Linked DNA regions of Homo sapiens: region 1 is linked to region 2. Evidence: chromatin loops called from intact Hi-C (ENCODE). Cell type or tissue: mammary epithelial cell. All regions are shown on one strand. Each heading gives the region's core, and the rest is flanking DNA. Links, peaks and the distances in the headings are about the cores only.

Region 1 (15,498 bases), core at 3,589-11,588, 1.8 Mb after region 2:
CAAAGAGAAATGCTGGCAGCCAAGGGTATTACAGAGTTTAGTGGAATAGCTCCATTGAGTCAGAGCTCACAGGACACACACCCCCACATACACAAAAACAAAACCACAGAGAGGCTGGTCTTAGAAGCTGATTCAATTATAAAAACCAAGAACTGCATGCCAACTCACTTCCCAACAATCAAAGCCATGTCATTGTACCAGGAACCCTCTTTCTTCAAGATCAATGTTATTCCGTTAAGCTCCTTGATCCTTCCTGAAAATATACCTATGTAGGGGCTGCCCCACCGGTTCATCCAGGATGTCCAGAAATGCCCCAGCCTGAGCAGTGGTGAAGCTGAGAGTCAGCTGGAACTCCCTGCTACAGAGGCATCACTACCTGCCCAGCTTTGAAACATCGAGCCAAAGAATGCCTGACATGGATTCAGCTGCAGGCACTATATAAAACGAAATAATACTTAAGAAGTCCTACCATCTCATAAATCGATCTTGCCACCTCCACTGTCCATTCTTCACCAACCCCAAGTGGCAGCACCTGCTTTTCAAATCTGGAGGCAGAAGGTAGAGTGAGGTCCTGTCCTGGGCCTGTTTGCCTTGGGTCCATGCTCCCGCTTCCCTGCTCTGTTCTGTATCCCAGCAGGACTGCAGGCTATGCTTCCCAGGCTGCCACTGCAGCTTGCTTCTTGCTGGGTTTGGCCAATGTGCGGCACTGGTAAAAGACTGAAAAGCAGGAAGCGGGAGAAGCTGGGGCATTTTTCCCAGGCATCTCCGGCAGTGATTGTATTTCCTTCACGCCGTTAGTTCACTCTAGACAGGGCCACCATGACCCAGCTTGCTCAGGCGACTCCAGTTCCCCCAGGCTTGAATTGTACTCTCTCCTCCCTTTGTCCCTCTGGCCTCGGGATGGTAGGGGCTTCCTATGACTTTCATCTCTGGTTGCCTCACTGTCCCTTGCTTCTTGGCATCTCAGCCTTTCCTTGTTTTTGGAGACAGACTCTCGCTCTGCAGCCCAAGCTGGAGTGCAGTGGTGTGATCTCGGCTCACTGCAGCCTTCACTTCCCGAGTTCAAGTGATTCTCATGCCTCAGCCTCCGAAGTAGCTGGGATTACAGGTGCCCGCCACTAAGCTAGGCTAATTTTTGTATTTTTAGTAGAGATGGGGTTTTGCCATGTTGGCCAGGCTGCTTTCAAACTCCTGGCCTCAAGTGATCTGCCTGCCTTGGCCTCCCAAGTGCTGGGATTACAGGCTGGAGCCACTGCACCTGGCCCGCATCTCAGCCTCCTTATTGCCTATGTATCCCATTGTCTCCATGAAAGGCCTTCCATATTAAATATTCAAGTAATTTTTGTTTCCTGGCTAAACCATGACTAGCGTCAATACCTAAGGGAATAAATCGTCACTCTTTACCCCATGATTGTGTAGATAGTTAGTAATAATGAGCTTTGATGACTTTATATTCACCTCTGATTCAATATATGGAATATGCAGCTTGAATAGTGAACTCTCTTGGTCCCTAGCAGTTTTCAGTTAGGGGATGGGCTATGTATTTAGGGGATTTATTTTAGCCAGACACTAAGATGCATCATTTTAAAATTCCTTTGCTTCCCCTGATGCAAACTTAATCTTGAGAGATGCTTTAAGAGTTTCCTAACTTGTCTAACTTGTCTCTCTGCTCCTACTCTTGACTTCTCAGTCATCTATCTTTGACATAGCAGCCCAAATAAGGCTTTTAAAAATGCACATTGGCCAGGCGCAGTGGCTCTTGCCTATAATCCCAGCATTTGCTAAGGAAAGCAGATTGCTTGAGCTCAGGAGTTCAAGACCAGCCTGGGCAACATAGCGACACCCTGTGTTCACAAAAAAATTAAAAAGTAGCCAAACATGATGGCGCATGGCTGTAGTCTCAGCTGCTTGGGAGGCTGAGGCAGGAGGATCACTTGAGCCTGCGAGTTCAAAGCTGCAGTAAGCCATGATTACACCACTGCACTCCAGCCTCCAGCAAGACCCTATCGCAAACAAACAACAATTAAAAAAACACATTGGATCATGTCACTCCCCTGCTTAAAGCCTTCCACCATGACTTCCCATTGCACTCGGAATAAAATCCAAACAGCGTCCCCTGTGCTCTACATGGCCCCCTATTATCTGCTGCTTGCCTATCCCTGCCTCCACATCTCCCACCTCTGCATCTCCCTGGCTCATTGGCTCCTTTCTGGTCATCACATTCCCAGTTCATTTGTGACCTGGGGACTTCATAATGTGCTGCCCTCTACTCCCAGAACTTCATATGGCTGTCTTGTCTCGCCATTCAAGTCCAACCTAAATTACCTCTGTACCCCTCAGTCATTTTCTATATTTTCAACCTTTTTTTCCCCCATAGCACCAGCAATCAACAATAATCAGCTGCTTCATTTATTGGTTTCCTCATGTGAGAGCACAACCCCTACTGTATCCCCTACTTATTCCCCTACTTATCATCTTATCTTATTCCCCGACTGTATCCCCAGCATTTAGAAGAGTTAAGACACATAGATATTTGTTGAATTAATGACCAAATCTGCATTTCTCAGATAAGAAGACTGAAGCCCACTCGTGTTTAGTAACATGTGTAAGGTCTCTCAGTCTAAGATCTGATGCTATACCTTTTTGGGCACTGCTATTCCAGACCTTCCAATGCTAGGGCCAAGAATTTACACAGAATAGACAAGAGATCAGCCCCTCCTTGAACTCTTCTGCGGAATATTTATTTAAGAATATACTGCCTCTTAGTATTTTATATCTCCATGAACTTTGGCCTTATGAAAACCAAGTAAATAAACAACCACTATTAGCTCTACATTGAATTTCTTTGTGAATATACTCATTGTTGAAATGTGATTTTCCTGGTGATAGATCCTCGTCTAAATGAGTATATGTTTGTATCTCTACACAAATGTTTATAGATATATACATCCTCTGCCCACTCTTTCACTTGCCCATGGCAATTGGCTCTTGAATTTTTATCTGGCGGAAAGACCCACCATGGTGCTATGTTCTGTTCAAAGATGTTTCCCTCGAGGTCCTGGTAGTTCTTGTTATAATTTGACATCAAAAAATAAATAACAAAGAATTACTCAGCAGGCTTAGGAATCCTATCCACCTCAGCTGAGCTCCAAATCATGCCAAGAATCTAAAAGGTCTGACAGAGCTCCCAGCATATTCTTCAGGGGAACTAAATGAAGTATACCACACACATGCCAGTGGCCAGGCTCACGGAGAGCAGCGCTGTCATGGCTCATCTGCCAAAGGCAGGAAAAAAGGGCTGGATGTAGATTTCAAGATCAAGTGCTGCTCATGGAACTGAACTCTGAAGATATTCCTGGGGGCAGCCAGGAGAACAGGTCTAAGGTAATCATATTTTCCCAGACTGCAAATTAGGACACACAAGCACAGAAGAGAATGTTTCTTTTTTGTTTTGGTGTATGTGTGTATTGATTCTATGTATCTAAAGAAGCCAGTAAAATTTAGAATTAACCTCAAATTGTTGGATTTTCCAGGACCTTGGAAAGGCTTGGTTTCTGGGAGATAAATGGAAAGTACATCTTTAAACAGGGTTGTCTAAAAAAAAAAAAAATGCTATTTTTGCATCCCTGTGCCTACCTTTAACTCAGTTCCTAAAAGAGACCCAAAGATTTACACTTTGATCCAGGTGCAGTGGCTCATGCCTGTAATCCCAGCACTTTGGGAGCCCGAGGCAAGTGGATCACCTGAGGTCAGGAGTTCAAGACCAGCCTGGCCAACATGACAAAACCCGAAACCCCATCTCTACTAAATACAAAAATTAGCTGGGTGTGGTGGCACGCACCTGTAATCCCAGATACTCAGGAGGCTGAGGCAGGAGAATTGCTTGAACCTGGGAGGTGGAGGTTGCAGTGAGCCGAGACTGAAACATCGCACTCAAGCCTGGGCAACAGGGCAAGACGCCATCTCAAAAAGAAAAAAAAAAAAAGGATTTCCACTTTGTGCAAAGAAACTTTCAATGGTTCAACTTGCCTGCAAACTACACTGGAAAAATTTTAGGCCAAAATTGAGGACTCTTTCTACCCTACAAACCTAACTTTATCCCCTTTTTCAAACTGTATTAGTCAGCATAGACTAGGCTTATGCTGCAGTAGCAAATAAACCTCAGATCACAGCCTATTCACTTGGTATATTTCTTGCTTAAACTACACATCCAGCAGAAATGCCCAGGGTGCCCTGCATCACAGATGTACTCAGGGACTCTGGCCGGCAAAGGTTCCGTGACCTCGTCGTGGCACATCTAGAACACAAATCTGCCCACTTGGTTGACACTGCAACGAAAGGGGCTGGAAAATTGTGGACAAGTTTTTCAATGCCTGATCCCAGAAGTGATGCGTGTCCCTTCAGGTCATGCTTCTTCGGCCTGTAGTAATCATGTGGCCTCGCCTACCTGCACGGAGGGCTGGGACATGGAGAAGGAGCGATGCAATATGGAGTGAGACTTCTTGGCAGCGCCCTGCAAACCCTCCAGCCTTCAAGAAGAATTGACTACTTATTTAAAAGCCCCTTAGAATCAGGCAGAACTAGGCTCAGCTCCCAGCTCCTCCACTTAATTCCTGGCATGACTTTTGACTATCTAAACCTTCTAAGCCACAGTTTCTTCGTGTATGGAATGGAGGAATAATAATAATACATATGCCATCAAGTTACTGTTAGAATTAAATGAGCAGATTTATGTAAAGTGCTCAGAACGGTGTCTGATACATAGTGAGTCCTCAATACATGGTATTTATGATGATGAAAATGAAGAACATGATGATGATGATGCTATTCTATTCCATAATCATAGCACCTTTAGGAATTTGTTGCCTGAGCCTTTCTGATGTCCATGTCCTCAGTACTAACATAGTATCTGGCCTGCAATAGATACTCAGAAATGTTAAACTTTTGTTGAACTTAGCTGACATGTTGACTTAGCTGACATCTCAATACTTCTTGAGTATTCTCCCCTCTAAGCCATAGTTCTTTTGCTCTTGCTATTTCCCTCAACCAGAATGCCCTGCTAACATCTCTCTGCCTTTTCTTTCTGTCTTTCTTTCTGTCTTTTTTGAGACAGGGTCTTGCTCTGTTCCCCAGGCTGGATGATACAATTATCACAGTTCACAGTAGCCTTGACCTCCCAGGCTCAAGTGATCCACCCCTCTCAGAATCCCAAGTAGCCGGGACTACAGGAGTACACTACTGCACCCAGCTAATTTTTGTTTTGTTTTGTTTTTGTAGAGATGTGTTTTTGCCATATTGCCCAGGCTGGTCTCGAACTCCTAGGCTCAAGCAATCCATCCACCTCAGCCTCCCAAAGTGCTGATATTACAGGCGTGAGCTACCGTGCCTGACTATCTCTCTACCTTTACAGTGCTGCTCCTCCTTCAGTCCTTCTCCACCACAAAGCTTCAACGAGTGACATTAGTCCTGCAGGCCCCTATTTCCCTTTCCTCAGAAGTTCTACTTCTTTTCTTGTCAATAATGGCCCTGATTATTTGACTATCTCACATTCAACATCTTGGTCCTCCAACAAGAATCTAGGCCTCTTAGAAGTAGAGACTGCATATTTTGGACTCCCAGTAACAATTCATAACAATAACAATAATAATAAATATTATTCTTTAGCATCTATAAGCCAATGACTATATGACAGCATTTCTCAAACTTTAGCATGCCTCAGAGTCACTGGGAGGGCTTATTAATACACAGATTGCTGGCCAGGTGCAGTGGCTCACGCCTGTAATCCTAGCACTTTGGGAGGCCAAAGCAGGTGGATTGCCTGAGGTCAGGAGTTCGAGACCAGCCTGGGCACCATGGTAAAACCCCGTGTACGCTAAAAATACAAAAAATTAGCCGGACACGGTGGTGTGTGCCTATAATCCCAGCTACTCGGGAGGCTGAGGCACAAGAATCGCTTGAATCTGGGAGGTGGAGGTTGCAGTGAGCTGAGATTGCGCCACTGCGCTCCAATCTGGGCGACAGAGCGAGGCTGCGTCTCAAAAAAAAAAAAAAACAACAACACACACACACACACACACACACACACACATACACACACAGATTGCTAGGCCCAACCCCCCAGAGTTACTGATTCAGTAGATCTGGGGTGGGACCTGAGAATCTGCATTTCTTTTTTTTTCTCCCCCTCCTATTGTAAGAATTTGCCTTTCTAAGGTGTTACTAGGTGATGCTGATGCTGATCAGCTGGTCCAGTGACTACACTTTGAGAACCACTGTTCTACACGATGTTTTACATTTGACATTATATTTAATCCTCACAACCAGCCTTTAAGGCAGACCATGCTTCCTCATAGAGAGTTGAAGAACAACTCTCTATGAAGTTGAAGAAGCTCAAATCGCACGGCCAGGTTCACCCTGCTGGGAAGCAGCATATGCCAGATTGTGACTCAACCCTGGCCAAACCTTCGCTCTAAACCATTAGGATAATTGTGGATATTGATTATATTGTAACATACAACAGTTTATTACTGATTTAAATAAAATGTCAACCTTCCCTTTTCATGAAAATTCGAATCAAATTCTAATGCCCAGGAACATTAGTGTATGCATCACTCTTAAGGAAGTTTGCTCCAGCTCAGAATAAATATGAATATCTTTCCCAATAACTGAAGCCCTAAACCAGAAGCAGAATCACAGTAGCAGGGAAGACACAATAGCCACAAGCACTGCCCCAGGCGAGTGACTGACTTCAGGCCCTATCCTCTTTGAGACGATGGCTGAGTCCTTCCTGTGGGACTCCCAACTTTCCTTGGTGTTTGCCTTTTATGCTCCAGTTGACATTTTGACTATTTCCTAAGACATTTGGTAAATACAGAAATAAACTGAAAGAGTACAGCACTTCCTCAGAGTAGCATCTGGATAGGTTTAAGCACCCAGAAAAATCCTGGGAGACCAAGCGTCTTTTCGTGTGACCATGTTGCCCTCTAGGGGCCGTTCTTTTCCAGACACTGTTGCTTCTCTGCCCAGTAAACTCTTCTGAAGTTCGAAGATGGGCAACCGCATACTCATGGGGCAGTGAGATTTGGGGGAGATCTGTCTGTTGAGAACAGGGAAAGAGAGACCAGAAGTGACCTGTATGACCCTCCACCACTTCCAAACCCCTTTTCCTACAGGAAGCCAAGAGTCCTAGAGTGTCTATCCTTGTCTAGTCTAATCATTGGGCCACACCTAGAAATCATGCTCAAGGACATGGCAGACAAAGGCAAATAGAGATGCATGAGACATGTGAAAAAGAATGATCAAGATGGTAAAAAAGACTCAAGACCAGGGAGCACATAGTTATAGGAATGGATAATATTTAGCCAGGAGAAGAGAAGACTTGGAACATTGCAAAGCCTCCAAATATCTCAGTGGTTGGCGGCATTTCCAAAATCCTGTTCTGCAAGAAGTGAACCAGTATTTTACGAAGAAGGTTCTGAGGACAAATACATTTAAGGAACACGGATTTCGTCAATGCACGACCTTTTAATACACTCTAAGCCTTGTCAGTCTCTAAGGGGACAAAGAGTACAGTGTGTTTGCCAAAGTTATTTGGCCAGAAATTCTTTTCCCCTAGGAATGCCTTGCAACTTGTCACGGGGCACTGGTTTTCATAGAAAACACTTGGGGGTCATTAACATCCACATTTGTCCAGGACAAAAGGAGGACGTTCGTTTTCCTAGATCCAAATTCAGACAGACTTGAAAATAACTGTGCTAAGGCTTGTTCTGCACAGCCCCAAGGTCTATAGTAATACTGTAAATTGGCATAACACTTTACAGGTTACAATGCACCCCTTTTACGTTCTCTCATTTCATCCTCACAGCAATTAGGAGAGCATGCCACCCTGCCACCCTGCATCCCTGGGTTTAATTGAACAAACTGAGGCTCAGATAAACTAAGTGACTTGTCAAAGGACATGTGACTAGTAAATAACAGACCTGAGCCTAGAATTAAAGTCATCTCACTCCCACTTGACTGGTTGTTTTTTTTTTGTTTGTTTTTTTTGTTTTTGTTTTTTTTGTTTTTGTTTTTTTTTGTTTTTGTCTCCTGAGCCAAAGGAAAGTTGAATCTAGCAAATTCCACATCCTGGAAATATTTAAGAACTGACCGAAGTCTACTTCATAGCCATAAAACCACTCCCTTTTTTAAGTTCTTAACTTCCTGTACTAAGTTCATCTCATTTATTTCTCCCAAAACAATTCTCTGAGGTATAAGTTATATTACACATGTTTTGGGATGGGGAAATTGAGGCTCAGGAAAGTCAAGTGACCTGCCCTAGGTCATATAGTCAGATCTCCTTGACTCTGAAGCTCTAAGTATCACAAGGAGATTCGTGATGTCTGAAGTGTAAGTGCTCTTGGAGAGTCTATATCTTACGATAGATTTTTCACTGCTGGTACCCCTGCCCCCATCCCCTCCTTCAGCCTTAACAGTAGGTTCATTTGTTCAAGCAAAATGCCGGCCAGAAACAAACAGTACCAATATCCCTAATTATTTCCCCAAGGTGGTTTGACAAGAGTGTGGTTTCCCATATAACTCTGTTTTTGTAATTTATGAACACATTAAGGATACTTTTTATTTTGGGGCTTGGATACAGAAGGAAGGACCTGCTTCTTCTAGGAAAATACTGACAGCAGCGAAACCCTTAATATTCATAGGTTTTGTTAAAAAGAGACATTCTGTCAACCCCTTCTCATTATAATCTGAGGTGTTAATTAGTTTTATAGTTTTGTTATTACCTATGCTTCTCACTTCTTCATCTGCTTTGTAAAAATTAAAATAAGGAGACCAAAAAACTTCCAAACATTTTAACAACAAAAGTTTGGGGAACAGGCAGAAAGACGTGATTAAAGATTACAGCCCGTTTGGATTTCGTCCTACAAAACAGAAGAAATTCTCATGACTTAAAGGTAACCTTGAAACAGTAACCACTGAAAATCATTTGAATGAGTAAGTCTTTATCCCTCATCTTTCCTTGTACAGGAATATCAAATGTGTCATTTCAAACAGCGGGTAGAGCTCCAAACTCAGAAACAGCACACCTAGCTAGGGATGCTTTGCTTAATCCCTGTGTTAGTTTTCCTAGGGCTACGATAACAAAATACCACAGACTGCGTGGCTTAAACAGAAGTGTATTTATTTCCTCACAATTCTGGAGGATAGATTGTCCAAGACCAAGGCGTCAGCAGGGTTAGTTTCTCCTGAGGTCTCTCTCCTTTGCTTGCAGATGGCCCTCTTCTCTTTGTCTTTCCAAGGTCTTACCTCTGTGGCTGTGTGCGAATCTTTTCTTATAAGGATACCAGTCATATTGCATTAGGGACCACCCATATTACTTCATTTCACCTTAATTATCTCTTCAAAGGCCCTAACTCCAAACACAGAAACATTCTGAGGCACCGGGGGTTAATACTTCAACATATGAATTTGGGGGAATATAATACAGCCCAAAAGAATCCCCAATATTTATTCAGCACCAACTATGTATGCGAGCCTGGAGATACAATGAAGAGCAAAATTGGCAAAGACCCTGCTCTCTTGGATCCTACATTTTGGTGGGTAATGTAACAAGAATCTCTGATAGGTACTTGGTGGGGGTAATAGTCCTAATCTTAGTCATAGACAAAGTTGTAGTCACAGTCAAAGCCATAGTTCAAGTCATGCGGGTAGTCTTTTATCAGTGTTATCTTTATTGGAAAGCCACGGCCCTGGGAGTGGGAGAGTTTCTCAGCTTTTCATTCACTACCAATGCCTAAAGGACAGGCTGATGATGACCTGGTTGTGCACCCAAGCTGGCACCTCTGAAAGCACACCTGGACCATGAAGATGTTTTCTATTTTGTTTCTTCTCTGAAGCAAGATGGACATTCCACCCTGACGCATGATTTCTGCTCTAAGGCTGTTTTTGCACGGGTGGGCTAGCGAGACCCTAGATATCAAGAAGTGTCTAAAATAGCAATGAATTGGGAGTCACTAATCCTACATCCAAATCCCACCTCTGATACTAATTTATTGACGTTGTGCAAGTTGCTTCACTTCAGGCCTGAATTTCCTTACTCATAAATAAGAAGATTAAATTATATCAATTGTTTCAAGCTGTGCTCTGAGACAAATGTATACACTGTCCATGTGCAGAAACTGCACAACGCCACACAGCAGTCCTGCTCTTCAGGAACCCAGGGGTTCCACAGATATAAGGTAGGGAAGGTGGAGGGATGGGAAGCCAATCTGCTGCCTCCACTTCAATCACAGCAGTTCTACTTTTTATCCTTCTATCTTGCCCTTCTGCATAACATTTTGTGAAGTCTTTGAAGCTCAAAGATTCTGAAAACCATTAATGACTCAAAGGCTGATTCCATTGCTAATATCCTGTGATGATGACTCTATGTCCTGTAAAAAGAACTCCCGGGGATGGGGCATTCCCAGCAGCCACTCTGGGTTTAGGGCCAGAGACTGTGCTTCCTTCTCACTAGACCCCACTCTCTCTGGGATGGGTGACCTGATTGTATTCAGGAGGTTAGAAAGTGTGTCACATTGCCCAGAGACGTCAGGGGTGGGGGCAGGGAATATCGCACTCCTGTCTAGGAAAATTTCATTCCATTTGGTGGCTTAGGCTTTTCAAGCAGTTATAGAATCCCCCCTCATTAAGCCTTCTAAATTTATTCCTCTTGTTCATCACTCAGAGCCGCATGACACTTGGTGCTGTCACAGCCTGTCGGAATTGAGGAATCCCACGTTGCTGTTTATTTTTAGCTTCACTTGCTTACATTTTAATTTCAGACTCTGCAGGGAGTTTTCTCTCCTTCACAGTCTTAAATTGGTAAGAAGATCCGGGTCTTTAGGCACAAGGTTTTAAGTCTACCAGTGTCTCTGAGTGAGACCCTGTGGTTGATACATGACAACACCTCTGTGTGATTCAGTAAATGTTTATTAAGCACATACTGTTTACTATGTGCAAGTCCTGTTCTAGAACTCTTAGAGATTTTGAGAATGAATCTGACATGGGTCCTGCCTTTAAGAGCTCAAAAGCAAAGATGGTCGGGTACAATGGCCCATGCCTGTAATCCCAACACTTTGGGAGGCTGAGGCAGGTGGATCACTTGAACTCAGGAGTTCAAGACCGGCCTGGGCAACATGGCAAAACCTGTCTCTACAAAAAATACAAAAATTAGCCAGATATGATGGTGCACGCCTGTAGTCCCAGCTACTTGGGAGGCTGAGGTGGGAAGATCGCATGAGCCTGAGAGGTTGAGGCTGCAGTGAGCCAAGATCACACTACTGCACTCCAGCCTGGGCGACAGAGCCGGACCTTGTCTCAAAAGAAAAAAAAAAAGAGCAAAGGTAGGAGTGTGCGGAGCAGGGAGTGATGGGGGAACTCAATGGTCCTCACCCCAGTGAAGTTGGAAAACTCTCCTCTATAGCCTGTAAGAATGTGGTCCATGGTAGACAATCTTCCTGGAGGATAATCAGTGACACCGAACAGAACAGCATGGCCTAGTACTCCAGGAAGACATGTAATCTGGGGCCACTACATTCAGAATCCCTGGGGTTCTCATTTATCAGGGAGCCTGAGGCAGAAATTATCTCCATGCCTTTTTCGCAAACACCCAAATTAAGATTCCCTCACCTCTGCCAGACTCTCGCTGTACACAAGAGGCAGCCATCCCAGGCTTTGACAGAATTATCACTTAGGTGACTGCGCAGAAGAGTTTAATATAGCAGCTCTGAGACTGCTCTCCTTAGGAAGACCCGCTTATAAAGTCAGCCCTTACCTAGTGTCTGTGTAGGAACTTGGATTTCAGGAAGGTTCCCACCATCCCCTACCTGATCAGAGTGGCTCATTGTGCCTAAATATAAATGGTGTGTACAAACAATGTGGTATATGCTGAACACCTCCTTTCCTTCTGGGAGCCTGGAATTTTGGTATGTTCTCAGCTACCCATGACCAGTCCCCTATAAAAAGCTCACCGAGTCTCTGGTGAGCTTCCCTGATAGACAATGTTTTACGTGCATTGTCACAATTCAGTACTGGAGAAATTAAGTATGGCCTGTAAGACTCCACTGGGAGAGGACTCTCGGCAGCTGATGCCTGGCCCCCTACAGCCCTCACTCCATGCATCTTTTCCTCACACTGATGCTGCTTCCTATCCTTTCACCAAAATAAATCTTAGCTGTGAGTACAATTGTATGCCAAGTCCTATGAGTCTTCCTAGCAAATCAACAAAACTGAGAGTGGTCTTGGGGACCTCCTGACACAGTAACCTTTCCCAAAAATCTCAAAATGCAATGATTGCTCTGAACCTGAAATGTTGCCTAGAAATAGTCTCATCCCCCACATTCTCTTTTGTGGCACAATCAGGATCTGCCTGGCTCCTGCCCTGGTATCCCAGACCTTCCCATGAATGGGGTCACTTATTCATCATGAGAAGCCTCAGTTTTCCTAGGGCTATGACAACAAAATACCACAGACTGCGTGGCTTAAACAACAGAAATGTATTTATTTCCTCACTATTCTGGAGGATAGATTGTCCAAGATCAAGGCATCAGCAGGGTTAGTTTCTCCTGGGGTCTCTCTCCTTGGCTTGCTTAGGCTTGGCTTAGGCTACTCCTAAAATCTGAAGCCCATTCTTTCTGAGACAGCCAAGTCTAAAGGGGTCCCCAGAGAAACTCCGACCAGCCTACACACCAGGAGAACAGGGTGGAGCCACAGAAGTTCACACCCTTTGCAGCGGGAAGGAGCCTGGCCTCTCTTGTTGGGGATGGAAACTGGGATTCAATCTGTCAGATGGAAACCAGCTAGCAGGACTCTTGCTTTGCTGAAAGTCCCTGTTTCCCTTTTTTTTTCCTTTTCACCAATAAATTCCATTTTTCTCACCCTTCAAATTGTCTGAGAGCCTAATCTCTCATGGCCATGTGACAAGAACCCGACTTTTAGCTGAACTAAGGAGAAAGTCCTACAACATTTCCTTGACCAGGGGAATTTTTTAATTCCTAGTTCAAGCCATCACAAGATTCAGCATGAAGCTCTTCTTTCTGCTAATCCCCCTCAGACCTTATAGGCCAGCCTTATTCCAAAAACCAAGGTTCTACCCTGTCAGGTTGATTTTATCACTGAACCTCTGCCGTGATAATATCCCTAATCCCTCTACAGACCTGCTTGCTTTGATCTTTCCGCTGATCAGCACCACCAGCTCACTCATCAGGCCTTTGATGTCTCTATATTGCAAACGCATTTCACTAGACTTGGAAGCAGAAAAGCAAAATCAGTAGAAACACAGAGTAACAAAGTTGTCAGGAACACATGTAACTTCACACATCTGCACTGGCCTTAAATTATTGATTTGGTTAGGTTATTATTCACACATTTTAGCTTGAGTACTTATGCTGTTCTTGCTGGGTTTTATGGCTCAGGGAATATATTTAGAATTAAAACATCCTGTCCCAGAACACTAAAATTCCTAAAACTAAAAATGTAGAAGTTAGCATATGATAAGAATCGTTGGGAATTGAGATGCAGTGAAGACCATAGACTTTGGTCTTCAGAGCTCCCTTTATTCTGTATTACATCAGAATTGTCAATCATCCATGGGGGGAAAAAGCCCAGCTGATTTATCTAGGACCTAACCAAAAAGTTGTGAAAATTCTATTTTCTTTATGCTCTATGATAAATGTGATAGAGAATAAAGGGAGAATAGGAATCATAAGAAAAGATAGAAAGGTAGGTACAGAGGTTGCAGTGTTGGCAGAATCGTGACCAGCCCTAAGCATATGATATGTATGAACTGATGGAGCTTGAGAGCTCTTTGAATGACAAAAGTGGCTTCTAAATAGCAAGAGAACAGAGATCGTTTCTTTTCACTTATGAATCATCACTACCTAGACTTCTACTTCCTCATTTTGAGTGTTCAGTTATAGCACTTGAGCGAGATTTTCTTTGTCTTTGCAACTAATCCTATAACTTAAATAGTCTATTACCAGGTAGTGGTAATCTACCACAGACATGACATCAAAGCTCACCTCTTATTTAGGACATGAGATTACATGTTAGCTCTTTGTTAAGTCCATCTGCTTTGACATGCAATTAAATGGATATAGATATATGTATATATATTCAAATGCATATTCAAATATACATTTCATACATGCATCAAATTTTGATGAAGCATCTATTCAACTACTATTTATAAAGCAACTCCAAAGTTAATATACTCTAACGTATATGTTGGTAAGTTTTCTTTATGCTCTTGCTCTTTCATTAAAACATTCCTTTTAACTCACCCTGATCCACAGCCCAGAGTGGGAACCTCAGACCCCTACACATCACTGGAGGCTTGAAGATAGCTTCAAGAACACGAGAGCTCCTTCTCTTTGCTCCTGGTTTGCACTACCAAGTCTCATTTACAAGTGAACTTTTCACCTTTCTAAGCAGTTTGAGTTCATCAAAGGAAAATCCCTACTTTGTAGTTCCAGCACACATCTGAGCAGCAGCCAGAAGGTTCTTCCCACTCCCTCCAGCTCTCTCCTATAATACACACTAGGGTTTTCCCTCTGGAGCTGAAATAAAACAGCTCTCTCTTTACTCCAGCTCTTCTTTATCCAAATCAGGAAGTAGTGTTGCTGCATCTTATTATTTTCATTGCAGCTAGCCCTTATTCCAGTCCCAGTATCTTCTCCATTTCCCTTCCTCAAAAGGTGGTTAAACTGGAACATAATACTGAAGTGAGTTATCAGCTCAGGGCCTTTGGTTTAATTTAAATCCTATTTTAAATACAAAATACTTCAATTAATGGTAACGAATCCCTTTAAAAAGAATCAAGGCTGGGCAGCATGGTGGCTGACACCTGTAATCCCAGCACTTTGGGAAGCCGAGGTGGGCACACATGTAATTCCAGCTACCCGGGAGGCTGAGACATGAGAATCCCTTGAACCTGGGGGATGGAGGTTGCAGTGAGCCAAGTTTACACCACTGCACTCCAGCCTGGGCGACAGAGCAAGACTATCTCAAAAAACAAAAAACAAAAATTGTTTTAATATAAATATTTCTAATGAATAAACTTGTAGTTGAACTTGAACTTTGGATTACACAGAGCTGGGCTTGAATGAGAGATATTCTTTCTGAGCTCTGTGGCTTTGGCAAGTCACTTCACATCTCTCAGCCTTGGTTTCCATGTCTATAAAATAGGGAGAGAATATTGACCTTGAACTGTGAGACTGAAATTAAAATAGCATGAAAAAAATGAGTAGCACATGACTGTGCCCATGATGAGCACATAAAACTGGTAGTTGCCAGTATTATTATCATCCCACACTGTGTCTAATGCATCAGAATTTTGGATAAAAGGAAATGGTTTCCAACGGGAACATCTGGGTTCCAGTTCTGCTTTATCCAAGCATCAATCACAGGGCCTCAAATAAATCTAGGATGATCAAACATCCCCATTTGCCATGGATAGTCCCATTG
Region 2 (15,498 bases), core at 2,928-10,927:
GAATCAGATTTGGTTAAAAGGATCTGGAATTTATTAGTGCCACATGCTATCATAAACATTTACCTTGACCCTCACTTTGATAAAGGAGTTTTAAATGTCTAATTTAGGTCATTTTTGCTGACCTGAATTTTAAAGCACATAGAGAGTGGATTTTCTTTCCTTCCCTGCAATATTAAGAAATAAATTGCCTTTGTTGCTATTGCATGTGCATTCATTCAAATAAACAGGGCAATTTATGCAAATATAACTGTTTTACAAAACCTCATCGTCTGAGAAAATCATGTTACAGTTCTCTTTGAAAGTTCAACAAGGAAAAGTATCCACACATATTTAAATCTGCCGGACTCTACTTGAAAGAATAAGTATTGAGGTTGTCTTTGACAGTTTAGTGAAAATGTGCTTAGACTTCCATGTTTTAAACAATTACATGGCCTCTGTTAAAGGATGGCTTATTTTCTCTGACATCATTGTCTTGGTTCGTTCTATCAGTAAATAATGAAGAGGCGCTTATCGGTGCACTGTGACGGTGAGCATGGTGGAGATGCTTTAGGCTCTGGTTTATAAGTAGCCTCTGCCTCAGGATTTAAGTCTAAAGTAAATTTTGAAGCTAAAGCATTTTAAAAGGGTGAGGCCATTTATAGAGGAAAAGAATCACAACCTTCAAAGTCAAACTGTTCAGAAACAATGGAAGTAAATCCTTCCAACCTGCCAGCAGTACACTGAAACAATGCCATTGAGTCTATGCACCCCCCTCTCTCTTTCTTGCTCTCTCTCTCTCTCACACACACACACACACATATATGTATACACATACACATATTCTACATACATAGGACAATGCAAATAGCTCACTTCCTTTTCTTCATATCCATCTTACATCATGACAGCATGTTAATAAGAATAGAAACAGCTTAAAAAATAACCCTCTAGTTACAACTCAAGGCAGATAACATCTATTACTCAAGTTATTTTCAAAGTTTTCAGACTCAAACAGTAACTCTACTTATTTATAGGGAGCCATTGTGATTCAATGTAATCAGATATTGTTGGGTATTAAATGCTTCCCCATGCACCATCTTATACATTCTACCAATCTGGTGAAGCAGAAATCATTAATTTCATTCTTTCTATGAGGAAGTTTAGGCTTGAAAAGTTAAAGCATGTGTCAAAATTGTTAAAATAAGAGAGTGATGGAGTCCATCATTCAAATCCAGGTCTTTCTGACAGCATAACCAGTGTGCTTATTTATTTTTGTGCCATATCGCCTCACCTACCCATACACATTGGGTTTGTATCTTTTGTGAGGGTGACTTTTTCGAGCCTGCAGGTAAAGAAAAAAGTGAACACATAAAATTACCTTGGAGAATTCCCTAACCATGTATATGCCCAGAAATTCCAATAGATAAATTTTTCTTTTATTTTCTTATTGTTTTGGAATGAGAATATATGATTATTTCTTCAATTGAACATCAGAGGAAGGAGATGGATTCTTTTTAGAGGTCATGGGATGTGTGTCTTTAAATACCAGAATCACCTTTGCAGCAGCAAGATGCGCGCCTTATGAGAGGCCCACAGAAATAAAACTCACTGAATGAATTTCATGTTTTCTCTAGGCCATACCAAAACTGAGTAGACTTACTCCACACCATTTAAGCTAATAATCTTTCTTTCTTCCTTTCTTCTAATTGAAAAGAAGGGGTGTTTGCTAATCACATAAGTTCATGCAACTAAATCACTTGCACATGTGATATAGTTCCAATGCATTTTGTTATAAATACGTACCAGATACCATAATATGTATAAAAGAAGGATACTTATTAAATACTTATTATAAATACATGCCAAATACTATAATATGTATAAAAGAAGAATACTTATTAAATACTTATTATAAATACATGCCAAATACCATACTACTTATTATTAATACCTTGAAGAGGTATTAATTTTCAAGACATCACCTAAACATTCACTGTTTCCTTGCATTTCTGCAGCACCAGCTGGCTTTTTAGCTACTCCCGTCCTCAAGGGGAAAGGCTCTAGGATGGAAAGATTTCATCCAAAATGGCTGCCACTGACGGAATCCTTATTTTTTAGCTGGGGCTTTTCAATGTAGGATTGGCTAAAAATATGAGCTGGGGAGTTCAGATCATATTATAAGAGCATCTCCTTTTTGAAGAGTCATTATATATAATAGCAAACTCAGATATTAATGTTTTAAGTTTCCATCAAATGACACCAGGAATAAACAACCATGTGAAAGTCACCATTGACCTGTCTATAGAATATAGTTTTTTATAAAGACCCAGAGCAAACATTTATCTTGATCCCAAGGCAAGGAAAGCTGCACTTTACAGAATAATCAACATGATTTTGACCTCATGAACACTGTAAATCCTGTAACAGAATGGGCAGTGTTCTTCCTTTGCTTCATCCAGTTTAAAGTTCAGTGTTAAATTTGAGGCTCACTTTTAACAATGATATAGTGCAAACTGGCATCTGCCCTTTGTCTCTAAGCTTTATCTTACTATTTTACCCATATGTTCTTTTCATCTTATTTTATCTATTCAATTCTATCCTGAAATTTTTGATATGTTTCTAAGTCAGCCTCCAGCCTTAGTTTGATCAAGGCAGGATTCAGAAAAACAAAGAAAGAAAGAAAAACATAGTCATCAAAAATGATTAGATACCTCTTTGGGGATTTATGAAGTCAATAGTTAATGAGTCCTATAAATCACAGCCTGCCACAAGGCCAGAGTTAAGATTTCTTTCCTAATCAGAAAGTTTCTAACTGAATTGTAGCCTAAATTTTTCCTTTAGGAATGTAGCACCTGGGGCCATAGTAGAAAATGAGACAGACATGGTCTCCTATAGTCATGAAGATTAGATAGAAAAACAAACAAATAGGAAATTATACTAACCTGTGATAGGCGCTGTGGGAGAAGACACTAGAAGTTTAAGACCAAGCCAACAAAACAAAGGAAGTTTTTCCGAGTGTTGCATTTTAACCCAGAAATAGTGGTTAGAGCGAGACTTGACAATGATTAGAAGCTATTTAGTCAGCTTTGTTAAGTCAGAAGGAAGAGAATAAGAATCTCACAGATCTTCACAGATCTCCTGTGAAGTTTTGAAATTACAGCTAATGATGCAGTGAATTAAAAACATGAGATTTATAAACAAGTCCTAGTTTCTCTCTTCTAGCATCATCCGTATCCGGAAGCGCTTTATTTCTGAGTATATCTGTAGTCTGACCGTCAAATACTCAAAGCTGTATCTTCACAATTTATGACATCTTTCCTCATAACATGGAGCTCTCTTTCTATTGCTTTGCTTGTTTGTTTGCTTTTATGGTCAGTAAACTGTTCTGGTAAATAACACTTTAAATTGCATGAAATGCTTACAAACAACACTGAGCACCCATTTCAACATAAGAAGAGTGTGGGAATATCTAAGCATGCATATTGGTATGTATTTACCATATCCAATACATCCATATGGGGAAACCTGAATACTTATTGTCAGAATTTCTAAGTGTAAGAATTTTGTCTCATTTTTCAAAATCTGCCCACTGGAAGACAGCTGGCCAAACATTTGAACCCATTACTTCCAATCTGAGCTAAATAAACAAACGTAAGAGAATCCTCTCCAAGGGCTGCTGAAGAGAACTCTCTCAAAATAATCTCAAGTTTGAAAGACTGTTTGTCTAAATACATTCTACTGCCTGGATAATTTATTTAATTTTGTTTTGGCCAAGTCATTCAGAGGAATTCCAGGTATTCTTCAAATCAAAGTTGGCACAGTGATTGCATTCACGTAATTCTAAATTATTCTCTCCATTTTGGAGAGAGGCAGAGAGGAAGAGTCTTCATGGGGAGGTACATCCAGCCACATTTTCCCACGTTTTCATACACAGGCTAGAATCTATCCTATTACCCATTAGGCAGAAGTAAGATATTAACTTTAGTACATATTTTTTTTTCTTCATTTATTCTATTAGTACTCAAGGGATCTCAGTTTCACAACTTCAAAAATCTCTCCAAAAACAACAAAGTCATACAGATGAAGACATCACAGGTGTACTTCACAGGACTCTGGGAATGTAAGAGTCTGTAGTGTTTATTTAATGAAGTTTGAAGAGAACTCTACAAGCCACAGACGTTTGAAGAGAGCCAGCTTGATCAGAGCAATCTCATCCTACCTGCCTCTTTGGAAATCTGCGTGAAGGACTCCACACCTTTCTCTCCATAACTTCCTTCCGATGCGAGGGTAGACACATAATTCCAGCCTAGGGCCTTTACAATGTCTACCATGGCCTGGGCTTGGAAGGAATCGGGTGGCACCACGCGAGAGAAGAAGTCATAGCGCCGGTCATCACTTAGCTCGGGTGCCGTTGATGCATAACTAATCTGGGGGATCTGCAAAGACAAGAAAGCACCACGTGAGAGTGCACCGTCAGGATGTAAGAGACTCATTTATACTTATGACAGTTTACTTAAAATACAGGGTTTGAGCTGCAAAGGAGATACATGTTTTGCCAAACACCACCATGTAATTTTAGACCACCTAAATGCAACCATCTACTTCTTCGCAGCACAAAAGTATTGACTTCAGCGTCTTGCCTTTTTATTTCCTTGTCTTAGGAATAAGGGAAGGAGGTTAGCATGGGAATTCCAAGGTCAGGGTCATGGTTGTTTAGAAGAAAAAGATTTATGACCATTCTACCAAACATGGTGAATCATGCTTTACTACTTATAAACCAATAGAAATAAAAATACAACAACCTGGCTGGAGTGTATATAAAGATTGGTTTAGTTAGCACAGCTTGTGAATACTGGGTGGATATCATTAGCCATCTAACATCGATTGATTGTGGATAGTCTCCAAGGAAATAGCTAAGTAAGTCACAAGCATTATCTAATTTATTCTTCACAAGAACATTTTAAAGTAGCTCTGTAATACCCTTTGCCCCAGGGAAGAGAAATTCCCCACCCCCTTGGCATTTACTCTAGTGGTCTTTGCACATTGACAGGCTTTCCTCAAAATTTTCCAAATTCTCTTTTGGATTCTGGGAGAGAGCTGGCAGTACTGTCTGAGTGGAGGCCACAAGGGCCTCTGATTTCTATCTTTTCCCTTCAGGGAACCCTCTGACCTCTACCCCACATGGCATTCACCAAATGTCCTGAAGAGCTCTAGAACTTTTGCCTATAAGGATCATCTTAGGACTCCACAGGCCCCTTGAAAAAAAATCACATTATCTCCCTCATCTGCTGTAGTATTTATTTCTTAGCATCATTGGAAATTGGGCTATGTGAGTAGTCCTAACACATCTACTTTGCTAAATTAAATTATATACATGGAAAGAGCTGCAAAAAAATGTCTGCCTGGGATTTCAGGTAGCCTAAGGCCAGCCCTGAAGTAATCACAGATGAGAAATCTGGCTTAGTCCCTAACTTCAGAACTCCTATGCTAGTTACCTCTTCAAAGCACCGTAACATTTGTTCCCTTCTTTGTCTTGATTCTATCAAGCAATAGAAAATGAGTGATACAATTAATTTTCACGTAAGAATGATCAACTCTGACAAAATTCTGCTTACAAACTCTCCCAGGTCTTATCCCTGCTTTATCACAAAAGGTTTCTCGGGTGTCCAAAGGCCAGTTGATCTTTTCTCAGACCAAGCCCAAAAGTCCAGTGTAGCTCAAATATGGTAAAGCCACGCTCAAGTTGATTCCTCGAGCCCTGAAAACTCTACTCACTATTAACCCATTTATTTCCTTCCTTTGTAGTTTGCCTAAAGTATACCCATTTGCCATAGTTTAAGGCTAGTTATCGCCTCCGTAAAAATCATTTCTCCACCAACATTTCTAGGTCAGCATTAGAGTTAAGTCCTGTGGCCCTGAAATCAGACGACCCACCATTTTCCATGCAGCCTGTCCACGATGCACTTCTGCTCTATGACCATTGGAGGGCAGGCTTTCTGCCCCTGACTTAATTCAAAGCCAGTGTGAGAAAGCCTGCATGTCTCCTGATGGGTCCTTCTACCTGAGCAACTTGTCAATTATAGTGAGGTTTAATGCAAGTAAAATAGGATTTGGTATTGACAAGATGTAGGATCAGAGTCTGGCATTTCTGTTTGCTAGTGTTTAATTTGATGAAGCTATTTCACTTGAATGAGTTGGTTACATCACTAAGATCAAGTTCTGAGAAACAGGGAAAATGAATGTGCATTGCTTTGCACGATGCCTGGAACAGAGGAGTGCTTAATACATGGGAGTAATAATCATCGAAAATAAAGAATGGTATGTTTTTCCTTACTAAAGTTATCGATTCCCCACATTTGACTTTCAAGTCCTCTGCTGCACGTCATCACGAACATTCTCCACACTGTCCTATGGCAATAAAATGTTTTTACATATTCCTTTCATTACTGCTTTCAAAGTAATATGTACTGTTTATCCAACTCTTTATTTTGTACCAGTCATGTTCTAAAAGTTTTATATGCATTGCCTTATCTAATTGTCAGCAAATACTCTGAACCGGACTGTACAATATTACATTAGACTATATTATAGTATTATTAACTTGTTTTACAAGGGAGAAAATTGAGGCTTGGAAGAATATTACCTTGCCTCAGGTCACAAAGCTATAAACACTCACAAGTACGATGCTTTGCTGAATTATTACTAAAATATTTTTTAAATAAGCATTAAAAAGGAAGGCCAGTAGATTAATGGAATCCAGGCTGACTTCTGTTCACATCACTGACTACATAGCCACTAAAAGTTATTTTACTGGTCACTCTCAGACTGCTGTTCAAACACCTTATATAAGCGCCTCAGTAAAGCCCATACAAATATCTTTATAGAATGAGTTACCTACGTGTCGATTGTAGTTTGGAGATTATAAGTTTTAGGTAACAAAAATATCAACTGAATAAAGGCTTTGGACAGAAAAATAGAAGAGGGAGGAAAAGAGGGAGAAAGAGAGAGAGGCTTTCCCTCACAAGAAATGAAAAGGAAAGAAGCCAAACATGTCAATGCATTTCCATCAATTTCAACTTGTGGAAATGTAAAAGCTTCATGCTGTTGCGCAGATGCCTTTCCTGCCAAAATCCCTCTGTACCTTTGAAAGGGTGCTAATAAAGATACATCCAGCCCTCTCCTTGAATTTGCATTTATGTAGCTACTGTAAAACATCAGAATTGTGAAGTGCCCCAATGCAATGCATTTTCTACACCATGCCCCATATTTTAGTAATGAAAATCCTGAGGAAACAGATTTCTTTCCTCATTACTGTGCACCCTTTGAAAATGGTTACTATCTGTGGTCTATCCCTTCCGGTGTAAATAAGGAATATCTCCTGGCTTAAGACCCATATTTCTCTTTAGGATCATGTGTATACCCTCTATCCAATGGTACTTATTTTGACACTATGAATATAATGATGCAAGAATAAGGAATGAAAGACAAAAAGGATTTTATTCTGAGATAAAAATACGGCTTTATAAGGATATCCCTTGTAGCAATAGAGGTGAAGGACTGGAAGAATTTATGTAACCTGTGAAAAATGATGTTGCTTATTGTCCTGGCTATTATGCTTCATGTTTAGTTACTTGCTTTCAAGTTAATGTTAAAGCCTACATAGTTATTATTTTGCGTGCTACTACTGGTACCTACAACTGATCAAATGATAATTAGGCATCTTTAGCAATTAACTTCCATTTTCACTCAAATATCTAGATATACTTTCTCTTGCTGCTATTGGACCTTTTCTCTCTTGCCAGTCTTCTTTGGAAATGGAGACTTGATCTTTTGATAAAGGCAATTTAGTGTGATAACACTGCAGCTATATAAAAAGAGAGATTCCATCTCTTCTTAGGCCTTTTTTCTTGAACTTAGAAAACTAAAATATTTTTAATCTGTATCACAGGACCATATTGTCATCTTATTATTCTTTTCTCCTCATAAAAATTTGGCTATTGCACAGGAATGGTTTTGTTAATGAGTTTCAAATAGGATTTAAAAACATCTATAACCTATTTAAAATAAGTGTATGCGTTTTAATGAAAATTAACAACATATGCTATTTATAAAAATGTAGAGAAACAAACACAAGAAAACAGGTTAATTTTAATACCTTGATCCCTGTCAACATTTTGTTGTACCTTCTTATTGCCTTTGTGTGTATATTTGGTTATGCACAGATACTGATATGGTTAGGCTTTGTATCCCCACCCAAATTGCATCAAGAACTATAATCTACATAATCCCCGTAATTTCCACATCTCCAGAGACCAAGTGGAGGCAATTGGATCATGAGAGCAGTTTCCCTCACCCTCTTCTTGTGATAGTGATTGAGTTCTCACAAGACCTGATGATTTTATAAGGCGCTCTTCCTCCTTTGCTTGTCACTTCTTCCTGCCGCCTTGTGAAGAAGGTGCCCTGCTTCCCCTTCGCCTTCCACCATGATTGTAAGTTTCCTGAGGCCTCCCCAGCCATGCTGAACTGTGAGTCAATTATAGCTCTTTCCTTTATAAGTTACCCAGTCTCAAGCAGTTCTTTATAGCAGTGTGAAAGCAGACTACTACACATATATAGTTATTAATTATTGCTATGAGCTTATAAATATTATTTATTATTAAAATATGGGTCTTAGTCTCCCCTTCCCTTCCTTCCATCCTCCCTTCTTTTCTCTCTTTCTTTCTGGTTGCATAATATTCTGCTGTATGAATATTTGACCTAACCTAAGCCTAACATTCATTGTTAAATATTTAAACCTTTTCAAGTTTTCACTGTCATTATAAGTCAAAACAAAATCCTCAGAGCTAATGCAAGCCTTTATACATACTCATGAGTATTTCCTCACAATAATGTTTAAGTCGCTCTACCTCAAAGTAACAAAAATATTTGAGGTTTACATTTAAATCTTTCCCTACATGGAAATTACTTTGGACTTTTAAATACAAAAGAACAGTAATCTATACTTTTTTCCTTCCAAATGGTTAACTACTTGATTTAGCACCATTTATTAATTAATAATTCTTTAATGACAGAAAAGAACATCTTTTGTTCTATATTAAATTCTTAAACATCCTTAGGTCTTCAGGGTGTATCTTCTACTATTTGATTTTTTTTTTCAAGTCTTGGGCCAGTGTTTTACTATTTTAGCTGTTATGAGCTTAGAGTATTTTGAGGCTATCTTAGTTGTAGCATACTCCCTCTTCATAGCTGTCCTTTTAAACATGATCATGGATAATCACGTTTTTAATTTTCCTTATTAGCCTTAGGATAATTATTTTTAGGTTAACAATAAAATTCCATTAAGATTTTAATGAGAATCATAGTATAGCTATAAATAAATTTGGGTAGAATTTAAATATTTACAACATTTTATCTTCCCGCATGGGAAATTATCTACTTTTATCTATTTGGTTGTTCATTCTTGCTCTTCCTAAAATCTTATAATTGTCTCCATGTAAACCTTGCACATTCCTTAACTTTGTTTCTAAATAATTATTTTCATTGCATTATGTATGAGACAAAATATTCATTTTGTTATCTCTTTATTGCTGCCATATAGGAATCTATTAATTTCTGTAGATTTTCTTTTTGTCTTCTACCCTTGTTATAATTCTTTTTAGTTGTAATAGCTTTTAGTTTATTTTCTTGGGATTTCCATGTAAGCAAGTTATAATGATTCAGTTAGTTTTCTAATTACTTCAGCTAGAGTTTCCAGAAAAACAAGAGTGATAATAGGAAAAATTCCTTTCCCTTTTGTTATTTCTGAACAGTGAGCAATTAAAAACCAACTAGTATCATTCTAATTTCTTATCTTGAAACAAATATATAGTTAAATTAAGAAGCTTATCTTTAAATTTTTATTTTGTCAATATAAAGTCTTAGCTAGAACTTGTAGGACATTTCTTTAGATTTAGAAGGACACTTTTAGAATTGAAAGGGAACTCCTAGATCATATGGCCCAAAGTCTCCCTCTCTATATAAGTTTATGACTTGCTTCAAAAATACCGTGGGGACCCTTACACAGTCTCTGTGTCACCATCTACCACCACATTTCTTGAAAGCATTTTCTTTATATTTGCTATTGATATAGGATGCTCTTATTTTTACTTGAGACACAGAACCGTACTTCCTCAGGATATCCAGGTAAAGCTATTCTATGAACAATAACAAAATAATGATAATATTATAAATTATAATTTAGTGTCTTCCCATGTGTGAAACATCATGCTAAGAGCTGTAATACATTATTTTATTTTAATCCTCACAACAGCACATTAACACAATTTCTGTTTTTACAAATAAAGAACCTATGACACAGAGAGATCAAGAACCACTTTGAAGGTTACGTATAAGTAAGTGGCAAATCTGGAATTCACTTTAAGCACATCTCTAAATCCTTTACTCGTAAGCCCTGTGCTACAATTCCCCTTTAAGAAAACATCATTCTGGTTAGAATGGCTTACAATTCATTTTTTTCCCTTCCTTTATAACATGTTTTTCCTCCTGCATTGTGTGATCCTGGTTAAGCCTTTCTCTCCCCTTACTTGGAATACTCAACCACTTCATGTTTTTTCTGACATACTACCTACCTTTAGTCTTATAACTTCTCACTCTCTCTCATGAGAAAGATGAGACATCCAAAACCTTTTATCACCTATTCAAGGGGGACCTTCTCTACACATCCTCACCAATGCTTCTTATATTTTGTCTTTTTGATTATAGCCACCATAACAGATGTGGGGCAATATCACATTGTGGTCTTGATTTGCATTTCCTTGCTGTTGTGCACCTTTCCATGTACCTGTTGGCCATTTGTAGGTCTCCTTTGAAGAAATGTATATTCAGATCTTTTCCCCATTTTTTAATTGAGTTGTTTTCCTGATTTTGATTTGTGTGAATTCTTTGTATATTTTGGATATTATCTCCTTATCAGATACTGGTTTCCAAATATTTTCTTGTATTTAGGTGTCTCTTTACATCATTGATTGTTTTCTTTGCTATACAGAAACTTTTTAGTTTGATGAAGCCTCATTTATTTATTTTTGCTTTTGTAGCCTGAGCTTTCAGTGTGATGTTCAAAAAAATCATTGCCAAGGCCAATATCAAGGAGTTTTTCTTTTCTAAACCTCTGCTGACTCATCACCTATGAAAGTATCTTTATAATCAGCTGTATCGACATATCACTCTAAACTATACATTGATCTAGAATCCTGTTTGGAGAAGAAAATGTATTTATTTCCTTGAAGATAATTTATTATAAGGTATTCCATTCTTTCAGAGAAAAGATCTATGCATGAATTCACGCTCTCATATGTGCAATACATTTCCAAACATCCAAGGTGTCTCCTCTACAAAATCAAAATTTCCCCTAGGCATTTTTTAAATCAGTACTTTTTAGAATGCTACAGACCTTTTTGCTTCTCTAACTAAATAACTTTAAGCAGTAATTAAAACTAAGTTTTTCATTTTTATATTGATGCTTCAGATTAATTTACAAATTCTGAATGCTGTGTGTTGCTGTGTTATGCTAGATGTTGTGATCATTCTAATATCATTGTAGAACCAACTATTTCCAGCATCTTTGAGGTGTTCAGTACCGTAAAAAGAAAATATGACAAAACGTCCAAATCTCTGTGGTGTTCTTTCTTTCTCTCTTTACCAATTAAGAAAATCAAATACCTATAGCCTTTAATCCTTTAAGAGGTTCATATAGTATCTATATAGTATAATATATAGTATATTATATTATAGAGTATAATATAGTACATTATATAATATTATATAATGTACTATATATTATAAAGTAGGATATATACTATATATAGTAATATAGAAAAACTAAAAAAATATAGTAAAGGTGAAATTTTGGTCAAACTTAACAGTAGTAGTTAATTATCTATAATGTGCCTACACTTGTCATTGTATGCCTTTAATATCTTTTTGGGTCTTAATGAGCAGCTAAGTCTAAATGTGTACAAACAACAGAACACATCTTAGGAATCTATTCTGCACTTCCTGTGATTTCTTTCACTGAATTTAATAAATGTCTCCATTGCTTTTATAAATGAAGGCTTACCATATAGATATATGGTAACATATATTTACAGTTTACTAATAATGTAATGTATATCTAAATTAATTTTCCTTTTGCTGATTTAAAGAAATTGTGAAAAAAAACTAAACTTTATGCCAGTATTTTTCAATCTTTAGTCATTTGCAAATGTGTCTGTTTTTTTCCCACATGCTGTAACACATTAATGAACACGACAATATATTCATACTACCAAATCCATTATTTATTTAATATTTTAACTTCTCACTCTTCTTTGCTTAAATAAAGTACAAAGAACCTTCTTTTCATGTCTACCAGTATGCCTATAAAGTGATTATGTATTTATTTTAATGTGAAAGAGGAATATGTAACTATTAGTATTATTCATGGTATCTTTGATATACAAAAACATTTTCTTCTGATCTACTTTATCTATAGAAGATCTACCACATCTATAGCTTCTTAGCTCTCAGTGATAAAAAGGGTCTAACGTCTTGTTGATTGGGCATATTGTCACCTACAGTTTATGATTATATATTTGCATAACTGATCTTTAAACATTTTAATGCATCTAGGATCTACTTAATATATATTATCTGTTATGGGCTAGGACTTTGATTTTGTTTTTTGTTTTTGAGTAGATAGCCAAGTGAATAGCCAGTGTTTTAAGAACAAAAAATATTTACTGGCATGTCATTATCACTTTTATGCATTTTTATATAAAATTATATCTATAGAAACACAGGAATATTTTTACTTCTACCACTACATAGATATTATCTCATGCACTTGGATGTCTTACGAAATTCACTATTAATGTATAAAATATTTACATTTACATTTCTTAAAGAAGCTCAGTCTTCTCTGATGTGTTGTCTTCAAGTTACTATGTTATTTCTCAGTTTGAATGAACTGACAGTAATTTGACTTATTAGCTAAAATGGCATGTATTTATTTCTCCAGGAGTCTATATGGCATTCACACTCCTTCTTAATGACGTTCCAATGAAGAGAAGACATTATGTGGGTTTTTCTGGTCCTGAATTGCACCACTCCAAATATTGGGCCACCACCACCTGCATGTCCATAATCCTCTCTGCTTTTTCTGCCTTTCACAGTTAGATGCCAAACTAATTCCACTTCTCTATGTGGGTCTCCAACTAGCTGTGAAAGCATCTCTCTCCCCCAAGTTTTTTTCTCAACTCAAATCTTCTCAATCTCTCCAATTATTTCTCTCAAGGCACTAGTCAGGTGACACTGATGACAAGACAGAAAACTCATTTCAAGTAATCAAGGTTTGAGAGCAATTCTCATGCCTCAAAATTATCATATAAATTTTATGTTGAAGTCAACTTTCCTGGCCATTGTTAAAAATAAACAAGCAAACAGGGAATAAAAACAGCAATAAAAATCATACTCTTTCAAGTCATCAGATGTAATTTTTCCCAAATTCAGATCTTACTTTCAAGATAGAAAAAAAGTGCCCAATTCTCGGTTTCTAATTTTACCTTTAAAATATTTATGCAAATTTATGGTTCTAAGAATTCCTGTAACTCTAGGAGAAACAATGCTAGGGGAAAAAACAATTTCAAGAATAGTTAAAATGGACACATAAATAACATATCATATACAACCTATATATACCTTTGAGACATAAATATTCATATCTCATCAATAAAATGTATTGTGGTGGTTGAATTATTTTGGTTGACTGAAAGAATGATCAAAAGTTAAGTTATATCCAATAAACAGCACACATTAATCACTAAAAGGTGCTCAAGGCTCTGCCCTAACCTCTACAATGTTTGCCCCAGAAAGCACAGTGAATTTAGAGGAAGGTCAATTGATGGGTTCTTCTGGAACATGGTAGTTTTCTTTGGTAACAAGTGCCACAGTTCTAATTAAACAATTATCTGTATCATTATCTGTTTATTCTTCTCCCCATTCCTTGAGAGTATTTACCCTTATGGAAGAAAAAGACCTTGCTCATCATTGTTTCCCCATTGGATACCACTCTATTGGGAACAGCATAGGAACGGATCAGTATTCATTGAAGAAATGGGCATGCCAGGAAATGGATAAAATGGAATAAGCTAAGAGAACAGATTTCTTTGACCTGCTCCTCATCCACAAAGTTGGTGTGGCCAGAGACACTCACAGTATTTGGGAGTTTTTCTTGTCCTGGGTAGGTCTCTGATGGGCTGCTTTAGGCTCCAGGGCAAATACTTTTTCTCACCTTTTCTTTTCCTCGGCATACTTTTTTGGGGAATGTAGGAGAAAGAAAGCTATCATTTGGATGGAAGATCAAAGGTAAAGAGACCAAGGAAGTCATTTAGGAAGCTGCTCACTCTGTTTTTGTTTTTTTTTCTTAGGCCTTAGTTCCTGACAACCTAGGCAACATAAACTATGATGCCTCAGGATTCAAACTTTGCCAGACATAACTAGGATTTGTCATTTTAAAGAGGCAGTTTCTGCCCTGCCTTTTCCTTAACTCCTCTCCCCTCAGGAACCAGGCTGCCAGGCCCACATAGCAAATACAGTGTTTATGGTCTTGGGTCCTCATTTTACTTGATGTTAACATTACTACTGCCAAGTTAAAATAGAAAAAAAAAATGAATAAAAATAATATATTAAATCCAGAGAAAATAATTATATGTCATTTCTAATAAAAAAAGAAATATTATGCATGTATGACGCACTTTCACTTTCTAAATGTTGACAAGATTGAGTCAAGTTTAATTTTATCCCATAATTATTACATAGTAAACTGCTACTAGGCAGAAGGATCTCCTAGGCTTGGAAACATACTCCCTTAGGCATCATCTTACTGTCAATAATTGTCACTGAAGACTCAAGTACAGATGTCTTCTAGAAAACATTAATAGAAATGTTTAAAAATCCAAATTTCCACCACTGCTCCACTGCAAGCTTAGTTCTCATAAAAATAAATTTCTAAATATTTACATAAAGGAAATTATTTTATTTATTCAGAACACAATGAAAGTTCTGAAATTGTTTCCATGCATGTTAACTTCCTCCCTTTTTGTATTATTCCTCTGTATATTATATTTTTTTCTCTATATTACATTCTTTCTCAGTATATTTTTTTATATTATATTCTTCCTCTCTTTATTGTATTCTGCTTTGTATTATAAACACATTGCCTGTAGCAAGGACAGTCACCTGAGGAGTATCTTACTTTTTGGAAGGCGAATGTGGTTCATTTGTTCCTGGGGGATTTGCATATGTGGGCAGTACAAAACTGCAATACAGAAAGGCAAAACAAAATTCACTAATGCTAGTTCTAGAGGGTAGTTTCCACAAAACTTGTAAAAGGCGAATTTTTGAAAGTATCATGTGCAATTAAGATAATGCTTCAGTGTACCTGTTGAGATATTAATGAACTCCCAGTGGGGCATTATTAAGTTC

The links. Peaks named below come from ENCODE experiments on the same cell type or tissue, not always from the same donor. Only the 100,000 strongest peaks of a DNase experiment are listed, where the experiment ranks them.
Region 1: it touches region 2 in a loop (11-fold over the local background); 3 of 110 quality-filtered maps call a loop at or near these places.

The regions. Positions count from the first base shown.
Region 1 is chr3:5,297,060-5,312,557 of GRCh38, reverse strand. It overlaps the pseudogene LOC124906205. Among named protein-coding and RNA genes, the nearest start is that of MIR4790, 55 kb to the right of the region's middle. In mammary epithelial cell, for the core only: a CTCF peak has its summit at 6,993 (motif pointing left); no DNase peak of the experiment used is centred there.
Region 2 is chr3:7,135,369-7,150,866 of GRCh38, reverse strand. It overlaps GRM7 (glutamate metabotropic receptor 7), which reads right to left. Exons shown (of 10, transcript NM_000844.4): 2 at 4,199-4,415. Among named protein-coding and RNA genes, the nearest start is that of GRM7-AS2, 250 kb to the right of the region's middle. In mammary epithelial cell, for the core only: a CTCF peak has its summit at 5,957; no DNase peak of the experiment used is centred there.